Regions from separate parts of the Homo sapiens genome. Here region 2 is linked to region 1. A link is a loop called in an ENCODE intact Hi-C map of the cell type or tissue named here. Cell type or tissue: dorsolateral prefrontal cortex. All regions are shown on one strand. Links, peaks and the distances in the headings refer to the core of each region. The heading gives the core; the rest is flanking DNA. Region 1 has its middle 27 kb from the start of SPATA6. Region 2 overlaps SPATA6 (spermatogenesis associated 6).

Region 1 (9,695 bases), core at 634-8,633:
AGTTTGCCAGTCACCAAGCCTCCCTGTGTGCCTCTTTGATTTGCAACATTTAAAGGGCATGAAGAGACGCATTCAGAGGCAGGCTTTTAAACCCGAAGTTACCCTAGTGTGAGTCCCAACTGAAACATCCTTGCTGGCAGTAACTGCTGAGCACAGCTGGACGGATGTAGCATTTGCCCTATAAAACATTTGATACTTTGCCAATAAACTGTAAAGAGGGAAAAAAAGGCCCCTGTTTTCTTTGCAGTTACAGGGCAGCTTTGGAATGTGCTAACCAAAGCAAAATGTGACCCTTGCTCCATCAGAGTATACTCTCCCAGCCCTGCTGATGAATAAGAGTATAGTTAGGCCTCTCACTCAAACCCTCACTTGGCAGAGCCACTGGGATTTCAGAGCCTGTCCCCAGATCCTTCCCTTCCCTACTGCTCTTGGGTGGCTAAGGGTGTCCTCAGGAGCCACTGAAGCCATCTGGCATGGGTACCACAGTCACTCTCCACTCCACCTCTTTGTGGTCTTGTCAACTGGTGTAGCTACTGTGGCAAAAGAATGGTGACCTGCACCTCCACTGTCATTACTGTACCTCTTTAGAGCTGTCCCTTTGCTTGTACCCATGCTTCTCTGTTCTCCATACAACAAGGGTCTTGAGGCTGGGTGCAATGGCTCATGCCTGTAATCCCAGCTCTTTGGGAGGGGGACGTGGTAGGCTTAATTGAGGCCAGGAGTTCGATATTAGCCTGGGCAACATAGAGAGACCCTGTCTCTACCAAAAAAAAAAAAAAAAAAAAAGTATATTGATATATTGAAGGGAGAATCTCTCCACCCAGTGAAAACATCTCCTTCAGTCAGATGTCAGGGAACCTGGTAATCTCCTAAAAAGTTATTTATAAAGATGAATGCCCTTTCTGATTTTCAAATTCATTCTTGATGAATGTGAGTCATCCAAGGCCAAGTTGCAAGATAATTTTGGAAGATGATCAGTAGCATCCAGAATCAAGTAAAAAACATGATTCCTCCCTGCCAACGCACAAACCTACAAAAATTCCAAGATAGAAGTCATGGGCCTCCTCTTTTAGAATGAATTCCTTAAGAGCCCACAGATTCTGCTTAAGGGCATCCTGAGTTCCAATTTGCTTGAGTGCCAGTAATCTGGGGCTCAGCCATCTGGCCTCAGAGTCTTTTTTATGTCTCCCCAGAAATAAGAAGATCTGTGTGTTCTTATATAGACAGGATTTCTGGAAGCTTTGTTCTCCCAGAGTTCCTGTCTTAGTTTGGGATGCCTCAGAACCCTCAGACAATTATTTGGGTGTAAGTAGTTTACTGAGGAGGTGATCCCAGGAAACACCAATTAGGGTAGGAAGGAAGCCACCAAAGGGTGCGTTATTAAGCAAATTTTCACTGTGGGCAACTGGAGTACAATCATATTAAATAACACTGATAGCTAATTAGAATATATGCCTCAGAATTATCCCACCCAAGGAGTGGGGAAACTGGGGTCTTTAAGCACCTGTTCTCATCAGCCATTGTTTGAGAGTGTTAATTCCTGCCCTTCTGGCCTGGCATGTGGGTAGAGTGAGCTTCAGTAGGTAAAGCAAGCCGAAAATCACAGGTGCTGGCTGTTGGAAGTCAGGCCGGTGAGCAAAGACATGGGGAAGCTGGGTAATAGGGGTGGGACACTATCACATGGGCTACAGTTCCCAAGGTGGACAAGCAGGACCCACTCATGGCATAAAGAAGGCCACAAGCCAGGCAAAGTAGTTTGCACAATCTTCAGAGTGTGATGATAGTCTGTATGGTAGCCCTGAGTAATCTTTCCGGTAGGGAACAGCTGAGAATTTAGGAGCAGAATCAGTCCTACATCCCCAGGCATTGGCAATGACAAGAATCAGGCAGGAAGTTGGGGTTCAGGACAGAAATCCTAGTTCAAAGGGAACAGGGGTTCTAAGGAAGGGAAACAGAGGCATAAATCTGCATTGCTGTAGGCAAGCGATTCTCCATAAGGATGATTTCACCCTGTAAGTGTTTCAGGAATTTGTGGGCCATTTAAAAATGGTTGTCACAATTGAGTGATGCTCCTGGTACCTAGTAAGCAAGACTCATAAGTGCTAGGTATTCCTACACAGTAAAGAATTGTTCAGGCCAGGGTGTGGTGGCTCACACCTGTAATCTCAGCACTTTGAGAGGCCCAGGCAGGTGGATCACAAGATCAGGAGATTGAGACCATCCTGGCCAACATGGTGAAACCTCATCTCTACTAAAATACAAAAAATTAGCCGGGCATGGTGGCTCACGCCTGTAGTCCCAGCTACTCGGGAGGCTGAGGCAGGGGAATCGCTTGAACCTGGGAGGCGGAGGTGCAGTGAGCCGAGATCATGCCACTGCACTCCAGCCTGGCGACAGAGCAAGACTCCGTCTCAAAAAAAAAAAAAAAAAAAAGAATTGTTCAGCAACTCCAAGTCTTATCCCTTCACATATTCTTTTTATTTTTTATTTTAAAGACAGGGTCTAGCTCTGTCACCCAGACTGGAGTGCTGTGGCACGATCTCGGCTCACTGCTACCTCTGACACCTGAACTCAAGGGATTCTGCCATCTCAAGCTCTTGAGTAGCTGGAACTACAGACGCATGCCACCACACCTGGCTATTTTTTGTATTTTTTGTAGAGATGGGGTTTCACCATGTTGCCCAAGCTAGTCTCAAACTCCTGAGCTCAAGCAATCCTCCCTCTCCACCTCCCAAAGTGCTGGGATTACAGGTGTGAACCACCTCCCCTGGCCCCTTCACATATTCATATAGGTGGAAAACTTGCTTATAAATAGTTGAGTTTTTAGCTTAATTTCATTTTACATATAAACTCAGTCTTTTTTGCATGGCTTTAATACAGCAAACATTTTTCAGGAATGCAACTTCTTTTTTAATAGTCCAGAGGTCTTGTATTTATTTATTATTTACACCTGTTACACCATGAATCATAAGGAAGAGGTTCCAGCAGCTCAGGCTCCTTTTCACTGATTGTCACAAAGTGTGCCTCTCTGGGTGGAGCAGGCTGGCACTTCAGTTGAACCTAGGTGACTTTCTCTTTGGTTTCATTCTTTTTCTGATCCTTTCCTTCATGCATTTCAGGAAGCTACCTTGGCTCTCAGAGCGCTTAATATGCTCAATATGCACATTTGTTCTCTTGGCGACAATCTTGCCCTTAACTTGTTTGTTTGCAATATGCCAACAGCATGCCTGGTGACACTGTAGACTCTTCCAGTTTAGCCATGGTGACATTTATGGGGCATTCCTTTTTGAACAGTGCCCATTCCCTTGATGTCTAGAATAGCGCCTTTCTTGTAGATTCACATGTATGTGGCCAAAGAAACAACTCCATGCTTTCTAAACGGATTTGAGAATATGTATCAGGTGCCTCTCCTCTTTCCCTTTGTCTGCGTCATTTTGGCAAATTACTGGAAGATGGCAGTTCCAGCCAAAAGGTGCAACCTCCTTTTAAATCAAAAGAAGACTATATTTTGTTTTGTTCAGAACTCTACCAGGAGTTGTACAAGAGCTTAGCAAAGCATATTATTTGCAGCTAGTGGTAGTATTTGAATCACCAATTCAACATTCCTGATTGAGTCAGTTAGCATTTGCAGTTCTCACATTTGGGTAATTTTATGAAGAGATGAAAAGCATACACTATTAAGTCTTTTTATGTGGCCATCCCAGATCATTTAGATATGGAAATACATTATTATTCTATTGCACATTACTTCGCTTTTATTTTTCTTTTGTATTACAGTTAGAATATTATTTACATGTTTTAAAAAGTTGTGTGAAGGCAAGTTATATTTTCTGTGATTTTTAAATAGTGAAGAAAGCGTTACAAAATATTTGTTATAAAAAAAGGAGGGTTGAGTCTGGTAGGGCTATGAGAGTCACTGCCTGAAGCTTATCAGAGAAATACCAGGGAGAACAAGAGGAGTTCAGACGCCCCCTGCTGGTGAGGCCCGGCTGCTGCCATCCTGAGAGCCTCCTTTCCCATGAACCGTGCTCACCAACTCTGAACTCAGCCTTCAGAACTTGCTATCTGTTTTTAAAAGGCTATCAACAAACCTGATCCAGACTAGAGTGACTAGACTCGTCATATAACTGGGATGAATGCTTTCAAAATATTAGGATGTAAATATGGTCCCTTTTTTTAGAATTAAATAATCAAATTCCTCCATCTCGCACCTCCCATAAGAGTTTTTTCTGGAAGTCCAGTTCCTCTTTCCCGCGCTTTCCCTTCATTCCTCTGAGTAAGAATCATATGGAAACAGGGGTCCATTAAGGTACTCACAGGCAAATGCAGACAGAAGGCCCGCGTGTTCCCCTCCTGCCGTGGCGTCCTGCTCCCACGTGGTGGCACTGTTGAAGACAGCCCAACAGAGTACGAAAGATGCCACTGCAGAGTTGACAGTAACGCTTGCCATGGTTCCTTGAGGAGGGATAACCCCAGCCTAAAGAGACCCCATCCTTTTGGCCTAGCGTTTTCAGTTCTTAGCACTTGTTCGTTCAGCAAATTTCCTAGGAATGCAACTTCCTGGAAGACACACAGCCACTTCTCAAGGAACAAGCCAGTCCCGTTTGCACTGTGGTCCTGGTATCTGACTCTGCCCAGACCCAAAGCTCTGTCCCTTCCTCTCTCCTAGTATTTATTCACTCTGGGTGTAGGGCAGCTTTTTCCTCTTGAACTCTCAAGGTACGGAACCTCATTCTCCACATTTCTCAGGCCAGCTGCCCTTCCTTCCGCAGTTCCCAGCTCATTTCTGTTCCCGTCTATTCTGTGACATAGCAGCCAGTTTCTCTTATTAAATAATTATGACTGTATAATAACTATGCCTCTGGCAAAGCATCTTCTCTAACAGGCACCTACTAGAATTCTTTTAAGGTGGGGGACAGATTTTATCTTAATAAAGGAAGAACTTTTAAAGCCCAGAGCTTGATAATGCCTGCCGCAGGAGGTAGTGAATTCCTTGTCTCTAAAAATACTTAATATAGGCTGTCTGTGTAACCCTCACACCAACATCCCAACAGGTGTGCAGGACAAAAACACCGTCTGCCGTCATGAAGGTGTGGCTCCGGAAGGACAAGGCTTTTTAAGACAAGGACAAGGACAACTGCCTGTATTAACAGTTAAATCCCCCAGTCGCCCAAATGTGCCTACTTCACAGTTTCCCCCTCTTTTGTTGAAACTAATGAGTCACGATTGGAGTGATGTTTTTCTGTGACTCTGAAACCATTTTGCTTAATGAGGTACTAAGTCTTTATAATTAGACCCAGAAGGAAACGAGGACGTGGCCCTTAAGAGCAATAATTATTTCAGTTATTTATGGTAATAAAAATTTGAAAATAGGAATTCTTCCTCAGAATGCAACTGTTTATTCTTTTACATATTGCCTAACAGGCAATTACCCTATTAAGGCTGTGTTTGGTTGCTAAATACATTAATTGAAATGTAAATTAAATGTAAATCAGCTAATTAAATTGATATGTAATGAACTTGTCACGCGGGCCTCTCTGATCAGATGCATTTCGCTAATAAACAAGCATTGCAGCCAGCCCAACACACAACTGGGGCGAAAGGGTGCCTGAGCTGTTTCCCGTCAGACACCCCAGTGAAGAAGGGAGGATCTGCATTACCCAGAACTTCAGGAAGAAAGGGGAACATTTTGGTCAGGCCCTTGGAAACATGCTTTCCTTCCGATACCTTTATGGGCCTTATTTTTGTTTTTACTGATACAATGCTTTCAGATGTAAAAGCTAGAAAATTCAACTCAAACTGGGTCATGTAAATGAAACATCCAAAAGTAGGAGGAGCTTTGGGCATGGCTCCTTCAGAGTTGCAGCTTCATTGCTCTGTGATTTCTCTAGGCTGGGTACTCCTCCCTGCGTTGCCATCATCTTTAGGTTGGTGTCTTATAGAGTACAGGCTTTATCACACAGAGGAGGAGCAGGGCACTGTTTCCACAATCACTGAAGGTAAGGCTTGAGGCTTGTGCCAATTGAACCAGGACAGCTTTGCTGCTGGTATGCACTGGTACAGCTGAACCAGTTGTTAAAATAGTGAGACATTTTGATACAACTGCCAAGTAGCTACTTAAGTACCCAGTGACTATTTGATACTCAAATGTCTCCTTCCTACACTAGCCACTCTAGCTTCCCACCCAGAACCCCACAGGCCACTTCATGCTTAAGCAAGGAAAGGATTAATGTTTGGTGTCAGAGGGGCCTGTCAGGCCTCTGAGCCCAAGCTAAGCCATCATATATCCCCTGTGACCTGCACGTATACATCCAGATGGCCTGAAGCAAGTGAAGAATCACAAAAGAAGTGAAAATGGCTGGTTCCTGCCTTAACTGATAACGTTCCACACATTGTGATTTGTTCCTGTCCCACCTTGAATGAGCGACTAAACTTGTGAAATTCCTTCTCCTGGCTCAGAAGCTCCCCCACTGAGCACCTTGTGACCCCTGCTCCTGCATGCAAGAGAAAAAACCCCTTTGACTGTAATTTTCCACTACCTACCCAAATCCTATAAAACGGCCCCACCCGTCTCCCTTCACTGACTCTTTTCGGACTCACCCTGCCTGCACCCAGGTGAAATAAACAGCCTTGTTGCTCACACAAAGCCTGTTTGGTGGTCACTTCACACGGACGTGCGTGACAGGGCCCTTCAGAACCCTGCTCTGGTGCCACGGCTAGTCCCTACCCTGATTGGTTGGGGCCTTGTTATGCTGGTTGTTAAGTATTTTGAAAATGTTCCCAGTATTAGATCACACCTAAACTAATCTCTAGGATTATGGGAATCCCATTTACTGATTAGCTGTACTTCTGAATTGACACTTTGGCAAGTGAAAAGACATTTTCTTGATGATTCTAGACTCAGTCTGGGAGAATAATCCTCAAACTTGAGTGTGCTCAGAATCCCCTGAAGGGCTTGTTAAAACACAGATTGCTGCGCTCCATGACCACAGTTGCTGACTCAGGGGTGGATCTTTAAGCCTTTACATTACTATCAGCAATCAGGTGATGCCAATGCTGCTGGATGGCAGATGCACCTGACAGCAATAACTTAAGCATAACCTGAGAACGACCCTATGGCCTAAGAAGAATGTGTGTTCAGAGTACTGGGCTAAGGAATCTAGGAGGGACCAACCCAGAGGTTCACTTACTATCTATGAAGGACATTTGAATCCATGGCCCATCCCTTGGAATGTTGGCCGTGTGGAGACTGAGGCCCTTTGTTTTGGGTTACATGAAGGTTGTCAGGTAGAGGTTGCTGGCAGGAGGGTATTGTATTAGGGTTCTCTAGAGGGACGGAACTAATGGAATATGTGTGTGTGTGTGTGTGTGTATATACACACACATATACACACACACACACACACACACACACACACACATATATATATATAATGAGTTTATTAAGTATTAACTCACACAATCACAAGGTCCCACAATAGGCTGTCTGCAGGCTGAGGAGCAAGGAGAGCCAGCCCCAGTTCCAAAACTGAAGAACTTGGAGTCCAATATTCTGGCAGGAAGCATCCAGAACGGGAGAAAGATGTAGCCTGCGAGGCTAGGGAAGGCTATCTTTTCACATTTTTCTGCCTGCTTATATTCTAGCCGCACTGGCAGCTGATTACGTTGTGCCCACCCAGATTAAGGGTGGGTCTGCCTTCCCCAACCTGCTTACTCAAATGTTCATCTCCTTTGGCAACACCCTCACAGACACACCCAGGATCAATACTTTGTATCCTTCAATCCAATCAAGTTAACACTCAGTATTACCCATCATAGGTACTAAGTGAAAATGCTACATAAACTGCATGCTTTTTACAAATGGTAGCGGTTCTCCTCTCTAGGCTGCTACCACTAGACCATCCCTGTATGTAAGTCCCCCCAGTAAACTCTATGTCTCATTCACCATCTCTGGGTCTCTTTGACACAGTGCCACCCCTACTGGAGTCAGTAGGGGATAACAGCTGCAGGACTGGAGACCACACTTTGAGAATCACTGCTCTAGAGTCTTTTCTGCACTTGGGAAAATCAAGAACTTTGTACTTGCAAAAATTTCAACAATTTTCTGTGTTGAGTAGTTCAGATGAGGAACCTAGTTGAGAAAGGCAGCTCTAGGCCAGGGACCGGCAAACTGGGGGTCATGGGCCAAATCCAGCCTGCCACATGTTTTTGTAAATAAACTGGTTTTAGAACACACAAATGTTCATTTGTGTATGGATTATCTATAGCTTCTTTCATGCTACATTGGCAAAGTTGAGTAATTGGGAAAGAGATCTAATGGCCTGCAAAGCCTAAAATATTTACCAATTGGGCCTTTCAGAAAAAAAAACAAAAAAACCTGCCAACCCCTGTTCTCAGCTAATCAAGGTCCACCTCTGGAATTGAAAGTGGAGTTAAATCTCATCCATCAGCCTAGGCTACACAACTGAGGATGAGTAGAGTGGATGGAAAGAAAATGAACCATGTCCACCATGGTCCTCATCTATTAAATCAGTATAATAATCCCTGCTCTAAAGAACTTCTATTGTTTTGCAGTCAAAGTACCAGCTAAAATGAGTATTAGCAGAAGTAAACAAAAATATTTATTTAGCATCAAGGATGTGGATATGAGGCATAGCAAGATTTGTCTTAGTACAGTTCCCTTAGGCTACCTCAGAGACCAATAGACCCACAGACTGAATTCTCAGTCAAGTCTATAACTCCAAGGTATGCGGAACCTAAGAGCTTCCCCCAGCCTACTTTATGGTAGGTGAGGCACAGATGGATCTTATTAACACAAAAAGATGTACCTAAAACATTCATTCATTCATTTAAAAAATATTTGCTGAGCACCTACAACAAGTAAAAACTGTTCAAGGGACCAGGGATTTAGCAGTGAACAAAATCAGTCATTCTGCAGTTAAGTTGACCAGTTATTAAGCCTTACCCATGCCCACAAAGCTTCCAATCAGTTTTCTAGTGGTCACCCTTTAAAATAATTTTTTTTTTGTAAAATATGACACGTCCTTATAAAGAAATAGAACACTTCCAGCAGCCTCGGACTATTCCCCAGCACCTCCTGTCCCTTTGATCTGTTCATCTACCTCTTCCCTCTCCTTAGGCGTAACTACTATTCTGACCTTTACGAGATCATTCTCTTGCTTTGTTTTATATTTTTATCACCTACGTATGTATGCATACATGATTTAACTTAGTTTTCTCTGTTTTAAATTTAATGTAAATTTAATCACACATTATGTACTTTTTATGTCTTGCTATTTTCAATCAGCAATACATTGAGATTCATTTGTATTGTTGTGAGTTGCAATGTTATTAATGTTGAGTAGAATCTCATCATGTGGATATAGCACATTTTATCTATTCATTCTACAGTTTGTGGACATTTGGGTTGTTCCCATCATGTTATTGAAAACAGTGCTGCTTTTTTTTTTTTTTTTTTTTTTTGAGATGGAGTCTCGCTCTATCACCCAGGCTGGAGTGCAGTGGCGCGATCTCGGCTCACTGCAAGCTCCGCCTCCCGGGTTCACACCATTCTCCTGCCTCAGCCTCCCGAGTAGCTGGGACTACAAGCACCCACCACCACGCCTGGCTAATTTTTTGTATTTATAGTAGAGACGGGGTTTCACGGTGTTAGCCAGGATGGTCTTGATCTCCTG
Region 2 (9,695 bases), core at 777-8,776, 140 kb before region 1:
TGCTGACCTCGTGATCCGCCCACCTTGGCCTCCCAAAGTGCTGGGATTACAGGCATGAGCCCAGTTTGTTCTTAAAAGCTACAATATCATATGTTTATACAAAATATAAACTACTAAACAGGATAAATGTTTTATACAATCTACTTTAAAGAATGCAATAAGTAATGAATAATCAATTATCTAAACTTTAATCTCCTGTATATATAAAAGCAAGTTCTATTGCATCTATGAAAAATACATTAGCAGACTTTGTTATTTGCAATATATATAGTACATCTTGGAAATCTGAGATCCAACTATGCAGCTCTGAGAATCCACTGGATCTCTTCAATGATACTATTAGAGGATCCACTAGTCTGTGCTGTGGAATAAGGAATGCTTGCTTGCCAGTCTAATTTCATTTATAAAACTCAAAACTTTAAGCATGATTCAAAAGAATATCAGCTCCTTTTTCAGTAGATTTGCTAGTATTTCTTGGTCTAATTTGAGTAATAACTCAAAAGCTCACACAAATTTTATATTATAATATTAATATTTACACATTGAGAAGGAAACAACTTCTGAAATATAACACTTATAACCAAAATTGAAACCATTTTATGTTGTGCTAACTTTACTGGAGGAATTTCTTAAATGGGCACAAAGCAAAAAACACCTTCACTATAAATAAAGCAATTCATTTGATTAAAGCCATTGGGAAAGTTTCTAAAAATCTGTTTATATACATGATTAAGGAGTCAGCATTTTACTGCAATCTTAGAGAAAACTTACTTAATTTCAATAAATATTTACACAGATAAACTCCTATAACTGTATGTTCTGTCATACATCATCCACGCAAAACTTCCAATTTTGCCTGGAACATATAATCCACATTTACATCAGTTTAAATTGTTTATTGATTTCAATAGATTGTATAAACACCCTACAAGTATACTGCTTAGTGACCTATAAAAAGCCATTTCAGAGAATGTCTTATATTTAAAGATGAGGTACTGAGTGTTGAAAAGAATAAAATTTTTTGTTCCCAGTAGTACGTCTTAGACATTTTATCTTCCTTTAGAGACAAGATATTTAGAAAATACACTCAAATCAAAGGTGTTCTGCTTTAGCGAAAGTAAAAAAAGCTTATCTACCATGCCTGCCCCAGAGAGTATACCAACAGAATGTTAATTTGTATAGGTAAATTCAAAACTAAATTGCCATTGTATTCTTTTATTTTAAAATTACCTAACCTTCCTCAAGTTATAGTTAAATTAGGTAATGTTTAACATTAGAATCACTCATTTTCTTCTAGCAAATAACTTACTACATCTATCATCCTGAGTGAAAATAATGTGTAAATGCCACCGCTATCTACTCTAAGCCCTTCCCCACACTGAAATATGAATAAAGGGACAGCTAACTTTAGCTGTCATCGATGAAGAATTTTTGAATATAGCCTCAATGACAAATTGATCAATCCAGAAAAGACTGAGGTCAAAAGCTGGAACAAAATTGCATACAAAGATAAAGTAACACTGAACTAAAATTAATACTGTACTAGAGTGGTAGGTTTACAATTGGAGAGTTCTGCAAAATATGTGAAAAGGTAGAAAAATAAAAGTATTTATAAAAGTAAATAAAAACAAATTTATTTATAAAAGTAAATAATATTTATTTATAAAAGTATTTATAAAAGTTTATTATAAAAGTAAATAAAAACATATCCAAGGAAATACAGATTTAAAAAATTCTGGAAAACTTACAGAGATGACAAAGGACCTAATCAACAAAATCACAAGAGATGAATTCTAAAAGTCGGTAAAAAGAAAGGAGCACCAACTGTACGTCTAAACAGCTGGGCAGATGAGGAAATCGAGGAAAGTCCCCTGATACTGAGATGCAAGTTATCAACTTCAGCAGAAAAACCGCTCTTCCAGTTTTTCTCCTGAATTTTTGATGTTATTGTTGTTGTTTGTGTGTGTGCGCACCTATGTTAACGATTCCATGATCCCCCACTATCCCGCAACAGGCATGATTCTAATGGACTAGAAGCAACCTTAATCAAAATTCCATATCTCAGGATTAGGGTCTACAACATGCCTCCATATATCCACTATGAATACTTTCAAAGCTAATAAGTAAACAGACAAACCTGTATGTTTAAAATAGGTTTGTTTTAATATAGCATCCAAACTAACACACTGTTGTTCAAATCATCAGTTTTGAGTTAAACTTAACCAGGATTGATTTCTTTTCAACTTATTACAGAAACATGGTTTTCTATATTACTATTAGTGACAGAGGCAAGGAATTTCCTATTTCAATTTTAAAATATATGAAAAGGAACTATTTATTTCACATCCAAATTATAACAGGATCAGACTCTGGTTGCCATAGCATTTTTAAAGGGAGAGCTGGAATCTTTACATGATTAAGATGCTCTTAGGGAGCTGGGGTAGGTTGTTTGAGAAAACTAGATACCATCTACCAAAAATATATAGATAGCCATTATGACTAAATAAAAAATATAATCTGTGTTGTGTTTACACTTAAGGCAAGCCTATAATATTAAATTCCTCTGGATCTACTAAAAACAAACACATATATTACTTTTCACTTTTAAGAACTATAATCTGTAATTAAGGTTAATGTGACCCATATCTGGTTAATAAACTCACATATAGAGAACTGTGCTAGGAAGAAATATCTAACATTATCTAATATGTAATATATTCTAAACAAAAACAATTTAAGCCTTTTAAAATCAAATTACACTTTTATAAACATTCATTTCACATGCATAATTGCTGCTTCCCCTTCTAATACTTATTATTCAAAGATCAGTACAGAAATGAAGACCGCACATAATTACCTTTCCCTGAGAGAAGCTCTATTTAACACAGGGCTTGGAGAATGCTTTGGCATTGTTGAGGGTGCTGAATGGACTAGCAAGGTCCTCGCTGAATGCCGGGGCTTACTACACGACCTTGGGCTCAAATACTCTTCACATTTTTCTAAAGAGTCATCGAAGTCTCTCCCATGGGGTGTCCTGATAACCTGTTTTAAAAATTATATACATATAGATATACAAATACAGATACATATGTATATAACATATTATATAGTAATATAGTATGCATAGTAGTCATATGCATGTGCACACACACACTAATTTTATAAAAGTAATAAAACATATGCCACAGCTATAAAGATAAAATTCAGAACATAGTAATTAGTCACTGTAAGATTAAATATTAAATGTATCAAGATTGTCATTATATATAAAATGTATAAGACAGTTCGAAAGGCTTTTGAGTAGTGGTGGGGTTCGCATAGGGATGTGTGTATCTAAAACAAAGAATACATCCACATGAACCAAATGGTAGCCTAGTTTAGCTATCAGATCAAACAGAACTAGATTCAAATTCAGGTCTAATACTCATTCACTACTTCATTTGTTCTGGGAATGGACACATGAACAAATCAGAAAAGACAAATGAATAAATTCCTGCTCCTGTGGAACATATATTCTGGTAAAATATATATTCTAATAAGAAGAGATAAATGTAAAACACAAAAACACACCAAGATAAAGAACTAGAATAGAGTGTGTTACAGGATATTAAGTAACATGAGAAGCAGGGGGGTTAAGTGCTGATGGGTGCGATGGAAAGATTATGCAGGAAAGGAACTGTAATTTTAAATGGGATAGTCAGTAGGAACCTCACTGAGACCTGAAGACCTCAGTAAAGACCGTAAGACCTAAGTCACGAAGATTATCTGTGGAAAGACTATGCCAGAAGAGAGAAAAATAAATGCAAAGATCTTGGGAGTAGGAGGAGGACATGCTTGATATTAGCAAGGGAGCCAGTGGAGCTCGACTGGGTAGTAAGAAATGAGGTCAAAAAGGTAGGTTTTAAGAAATTAATCTTTTATTCTGAGAGAAAAATATGTCCTGACTTTTTCCTTCTATAAATAGGACATCCCAGGCTATTATATTGAGAATAGTCTGCAGAGGGGCCAAGGGCCCTGGGAGGAAATCAGCTAGGAACCTATTATAATAAAATCTGGAAAAGCATGCTGGCTTGGGCCAGAATGACTGCAATGGAGGTGAGAAGTGATCAGATTCACAATATATTTAGAAGACACAGCCAACAGGTCACAACTGGTCTCGATGTCAAAGATGACACTAAGGTTTTCTGTCCTAATCAACTAGAAGGGTTGGGTTTGTATGAATTAGATATACTCTTCCAATTGTAAGCATAGAAAATTAAGATATTAGGAGTCTAGTTTTGGACATATTAAGCTTCACATATCTATTAATCTATTAATCATTCAATATATTACAGCAGAGTTTGGGGGAAAGTCCAGGATGAAAATATAAATTGGTAATTACTAGAGTCTAAATGGTATTTAGAGGTATTGCACTGGGTGATATTGCCAAGGAAGTAAAAGTAAATCAAAAGTAGAAAACATCTGAAGAATTAGCCCTGGGAATACTCCAATATTTAGAGGCTTGAAAGATGAAAAGAAAACATTACTGAAGAGTAGCCAGGGAAGAAAGGAAAGAAACACGAGAATGTGTTGTTTTGGAAGTGAATAAACAATGTATTTTAAGGAAGGGGGAGTAACTAATGGGTAAATATAACTTGATAGGTCAAGTTAGAAAAGACAGACCTTTGGATGTTAGTAACAGTGAAGTCATCGATAACATCAACAAAAATAGCTTTAACGGAGTGACAAGAGTGAAAATCTGAAGTTGAATTCAAGAGAGAATAAGAGGAGAGGAATTGGATTCATTTAACAAATATTTGAGTCCCAGTCATGTCCTAAGTTTTGGGACTACAATAGTGAACAAAACAAAGTCTCTGCCTTTAAGAGTTTATGTTATAGTAGCGCTATTTGTTAAATATTTGACCATTTAGACAGCTATCTAATTCTTCTCAGACTCATTTCCCTCACATGAAAAATAAAGTTAATAATAGCTAGCTTACAGATCTTCCATTATTTATTTAAACTATATTGCAGGATGTCTAGGTGTATACATTAGTTGCCCAATAAATGTATGTCATTTGTTATTAAAACATAAGTCCAGCATAGGTTTTGCTTCAACACTACCATAATTTTCACTATTTTCCAAAATTACAACAAATAATAAGTCAGTGGTCAGCTGAGAGAATCATGCTTTCATTCCAGAACCTAATAGAACATAGTTCAAATGACACAGTTACAGTCCCCAATAACTGACCAACAAGAAATATGTGATCAAGACTGAAGAAAAAAATAAAATTGCTCCATTTTTAGCTATTCAGAGACAAAACAAAAACACAGTAAAACTTAAAAACAAGATCAAGGAGGCTGATGGTCAACAATGTAAGTGCATATGTTCAGAGACACAGAATAGGTAGCTCACATCTGTAGTCTCAACTATTCAGGAGGCTGAGGCAGGAGGAACACTTGAGCTCAGGAGTTCTATGTTGCAGTGAGCTATGACTGCACCACTGCACTCCAGCCTGGGTGACACAGCAACACTCTGTCTCAAAGAAAAAGAAAAAAAAGAAAAGAAAGAAAAAGAAAGTGGGAGAAGGTGTCACACTGTTGTTTCTAGAATATATCCAAATACGAACCAATTGGCCTGGATTATTTTCTTTTTATCAATTTCAATGTCAATTGAGACATGTTAGATGGCAGACCACTTCATTTTTATCTGCTAAATTTTATCCCCAAACTAGTCAGCATTGCTTTATATAAAGCCTTTTATAGGTGACTACCACTGAATTTCTATCACAATATTCACTGAGAATCTCTTGAACATCTTAGCTCACACTCAAACCTAAGAAATACAAAGATTTAAACTCACAATCCAGATGAGACAGGGCATATACAGAAGGATAAATGACAATAAGATATGCTGAAGTGTCAAACACATTCCAATGACAATAACTGCAAAAAGAAATTCAAAGGAAAGACTTCTAATGGTCTTAATGGTGCAGGTCTCACTGAGGAGGTAGAATCGAAATCAAAGCCATAAGTAGAGGAAAGGAGGAGAAAAGCCATTCAGAATAGGAAAAAGGCACAAGAAAAGATGAGCAAAGATGAAAAATGAATAATAGTTGGGCTATTTCTATACAAATGTAATAGAGAATATCATAGAGGTGGGAGGGATACATTGTACAAGAATCTTAAATGCTGTAACTCAACAGTATTCAAGATTTATTAAGCACCTTCTGCATATAAAGTACCAAACAAAGTAGGAAACAACAATCACGGGTGTTAAATAAACAGGAGAACTCAAAAAAAGTTACAATACAGAATATAAGACGTCAAATACAAGTAATGAGAAAGGAAATTAGAGCTAAATAGACATGAAGTAATTGCGCAATGGGAACACAGCTTGAATGTATTCCTTCCATGGAATTAGAGTATATGTTTTGTAAAGTCTTTTATCAAAATAAGGGGTTACGAGGTAAAACGAAAGGGTACGTCTCTTTGATAAGAATCCATTTCAAACTTAAAGCCTTCAGCCTTAGCTTAAAAAATGTTTCCATAGCTCTTGTGAGTTTCCGTTAGATCATTTCCTTTCAAAAGCTAAATGGAATATTATCTCTTTAGCTCATCACAGAAGGGTTATATTTCTTCAATGTATCTTCAATAATACTGGCTTAGAGTCCAAAAACTTAAGTTCAAATCCCTGCTGTTTATGAGACCCTGAGCAAGTCATTTACCCTATTAAGGCTTTCGTTTCCTTACCTATGAACTGAAAACACAATATTACAGATTTGACACAAAAATTAAATGAAAGGAAAGTGAAAACACTAGTGGAGAGCTTGGCTCATAAAGATAATTTTCTTCTGTGTATAGCATTTATACTTCAGCATAAAAAAGTCTTTTTTTTACATTTATGAAAAGAGTTTTTTTAATGACTTTCTATGAACCCACAAATGCAATACTTTCAATATGGCAAATGCTAAAATGAATCAAGATGAAAAAATAACTAATATTTTTAAACTAATCTGAAACTGGTACAGGTAAAAAAGGAAACTTCTTTTTTTTCATGTTGCCTTTTTTCTTTTTTTATTTTTTAAATTTATTTTATTATTATTATACTTTAAGTTTTAGGGTACATGTGCACAATGTGAAGGTTTGTTACATATGTATACATGTGCCATGCTGGTGTACTGCACCCATTAACTCATCATTTAGCATTAGGTATACCTCTTAATGCTATCCCTCCCCCCTTCCCCCACCTCACAACAGTCCCCAGAGTGTGATGTTCCCCTTCCTGTGTCCATGTGCTCTCCTTGTTCAATTCCCACCTATGAATGAGAACATGTGGTGTTTGGTTTTTTGTCCTTGCGATAGTTTACTGAGAATGATGATTTCCAATTTCATCCATGTCCCTACAAAGGACATGAACTCATCATTTTTTATGGCTGCATAGTATTCCATGGTGTATATGTGCCACATTTTCTTAATCCAATCTATTGTTGTTGGACATTTGGGTTGGTTCCAAGTCTTTGCTATGGTGAATAGTGCCACAATAAACATACATGTGCATGTGTCTTTATAGAAGCATGATTTATATTCCTTTGGGTATATACCCAGTAATGGGATGGCTGGGTCAAATGGTACTTCTAGTTCTAGATCCCTGAGGAATCGCCACACTGACTTCCACAATGGTTGAACTAGTTTACAGTCCCACCAACAGTGTAAAAGTGTTCCTATTTCTACACATCCTCTCCAGCATCTGTTGTTTCCTAACTTTTTAATGATCGCCATTCTAACTGGTGTGAGATGGTATCTCATTGTGGTTTTGATTTGCATTTCTCTGATGGCCAGGGATGATGAGCATTTTTTCATGTGTTTTTTGGCTGCATAAATGTCTTCTTTTGAGACATGTCTGTTCATATCCTTTGCCAACTTTTTGATGGGGTTGTTTTTTTCTTGTAAATTTGTTTGAGTTCATTGTAGATTCTGGATGTTAGCCCTTTGGCAGATGAGTAGGTTGCGAAAATTTTCACCCATTTTGTAGGTTGCCTGTTCACTCTGATGGTAGTTTCTTTTGCTGTGCAGAAGCTCTTTAGTTTAATTAGATTCCATTTGTCAATTGTGGCTTTTGTTGCCACCGCTTTTGGTGTTTTAGACATGAAGTCCTTGCCCATGCCCATGTCCTGAATGGTATTGCCTAGGTTTTCTTCTAGGGTTTTTATGGTTTTAGGTCTTACATGTAAGTCTTTAATCCATCGTGAATTAGTTTTTGTATAAGGTGTAAGGAAAGGATCCAGTTTCAGCTTTCTACATATGGCTAGCCAGTTTTCCCAGCACCCTTTATTAAATAGGGAATCCTTTCCCCATTGCTTGTTTTTCTCAGGTTTGTCAAAGATCAGATAGTTGTAGATATGCGTCATTATTTCTGAGGGCTCTGTTCTGTTCCATTGATCTATATCTCTGTTTTGGTAACAGTACCATGCTGTTTTGGTTACTGTAGCCTTGTAGTATAGTTTGAAGTCAGGTAGCGTGGTGCCTCCGGGTTTGTTCTTTTGGCTTAGGATTGACTTGGCGATGCGGGCTCTTTTTTGGTTCCATATGAACTTTAAAGTAGTTTTTTCCAATTCTATGAAGAAAGTCATTAGCAGCTTGATGGGGGTGGCATTGAATCTGTAAATTACTTTGGGCAGTATGGCCATTTTCACGATATTGATTCTTCCTACCCATGAGCATGGAATGTTCTTCCATTTGTTTGTATCCTCTTTTATTTCCTTGAGCAGTGGTTTATAGTTCTCCTTGAAGAGGTCCTTCACATCCCTTGTAAGTTGGATTCCTAGGTATTTTATTCTCTTTGAAGCAATGGTGAATGGGAGTTCACTCATGATTTGGCTGTTTGTCTGTTATTGGTGTATAAGAATTCTTGTGATTTTTGTACATTGATTTTGTATCCTGAGACTGCTGGAGTTGCTTAACAGCTCAAGGAGATTTTGGGCTGAGATGATGGGGTTTTCTAGATATACAATCATGTCATCTGCAAACAGGGACAATTTGACTTCCTCTTTCCCTAACTGAATACCCTTTATTTCCTTCTCCTGCCTAATTGCCCTGGCCAGAACTTCCAACACTATGTTGAATAGGAGTGGTGAGAGAGGGCATCCCTGTCTTGTGCCAGTTTTCAAAGGGAATGTTCCCAGTTTTTGCCCATTCAGTATGATATTGGCTGTGGGTTTGTCATAGATAGCTCTTATTATTTTAAGATACGTCCCATCAATACCTAATCTATTGAGACTTTTTAGCATGAAGCGTTGTTGAATTTTATCAAAGTCTTTTTCTGCATCTATTGAGATAATCATACGGTATTTGTCTTTGGTTCTGTTTATATGCTGAATTACATTTATTGATTTGCGTATGTTGAACCAGCCTTGCATCCCAGGGATGAAGCCCACTTGATCATGGTGGATAAGCTTTTTGATGTGCTGCTGGATTCGGTTTGCCAGTATTTTATTGAGGATTTCTGCATCAATGTTCATCAAGGATATTGGTCTAAAATTCTCTTTTTTGGTTGTGTCTCTGCCCGGCTTTGGTATCAGGATGATGCTGGCCTCATAAAATGAGTTAGGGAGGATTCCCTCTTTTTCTATTGATTGGAATAGTTTCAGAAGGAATGGTAGTACCCGTTCCTCCTTGTACCTCTGGTAGAATTCGGCTGTGAATCCATCTGG

What was found. A loop is a pair of places that touch in the nucleus more often than their neighbours do. Peaks named below come from ENCODE experiments on the same cell type or tissue, not always from the same donor. Only the 100,000 strongest peaks of a DNase experiment are listed, where the experiment ranks them.
Region 2: it touches region 1 in a loop (4-fold over the local background); 32 of 110 quality-filtered maps call a loop at or near these places.

What each region holds. Positions count from the first base shown.
Region 1 is chr1:48,494,304-48,503,998 of GRCh38, forward strand. It overlaps the pseudogene RPL21P25. Among named protein-coding and RNA genes, the nearest start is that of SPATA6, 27 kb to the left of the region's middle. RefSeq lists an enhancer at 94-388. In dorsolateral prefrontal cortex, for the core only: CTCF peaks have their summits at 3,999 (motif pointing left) and 4,203; DNase peaks (open chromatin) are centred at 3,998 and 4,388; H3K4me3 peaks cover 57 bases; H3K27ac peaks cover 2,769 bases.
Region 2 is chr1:48,356,729-48,366,423 of GRCh38, forward strand. SPATA6 (spermatogenesis associated 6) reads right to left here. Exons shown (of 13, transcript NM_019073.4): 10 at 2,858-3,042. Among named protein-coding and RNA genes, the nearest start is that of SPATA6, 110 kb to the right of the region's middle. In dorsolateral prefrontal cortex, for the core only: no CTCF peak of the experiment used is centred there; no DNase peak of the experiment used is centred there.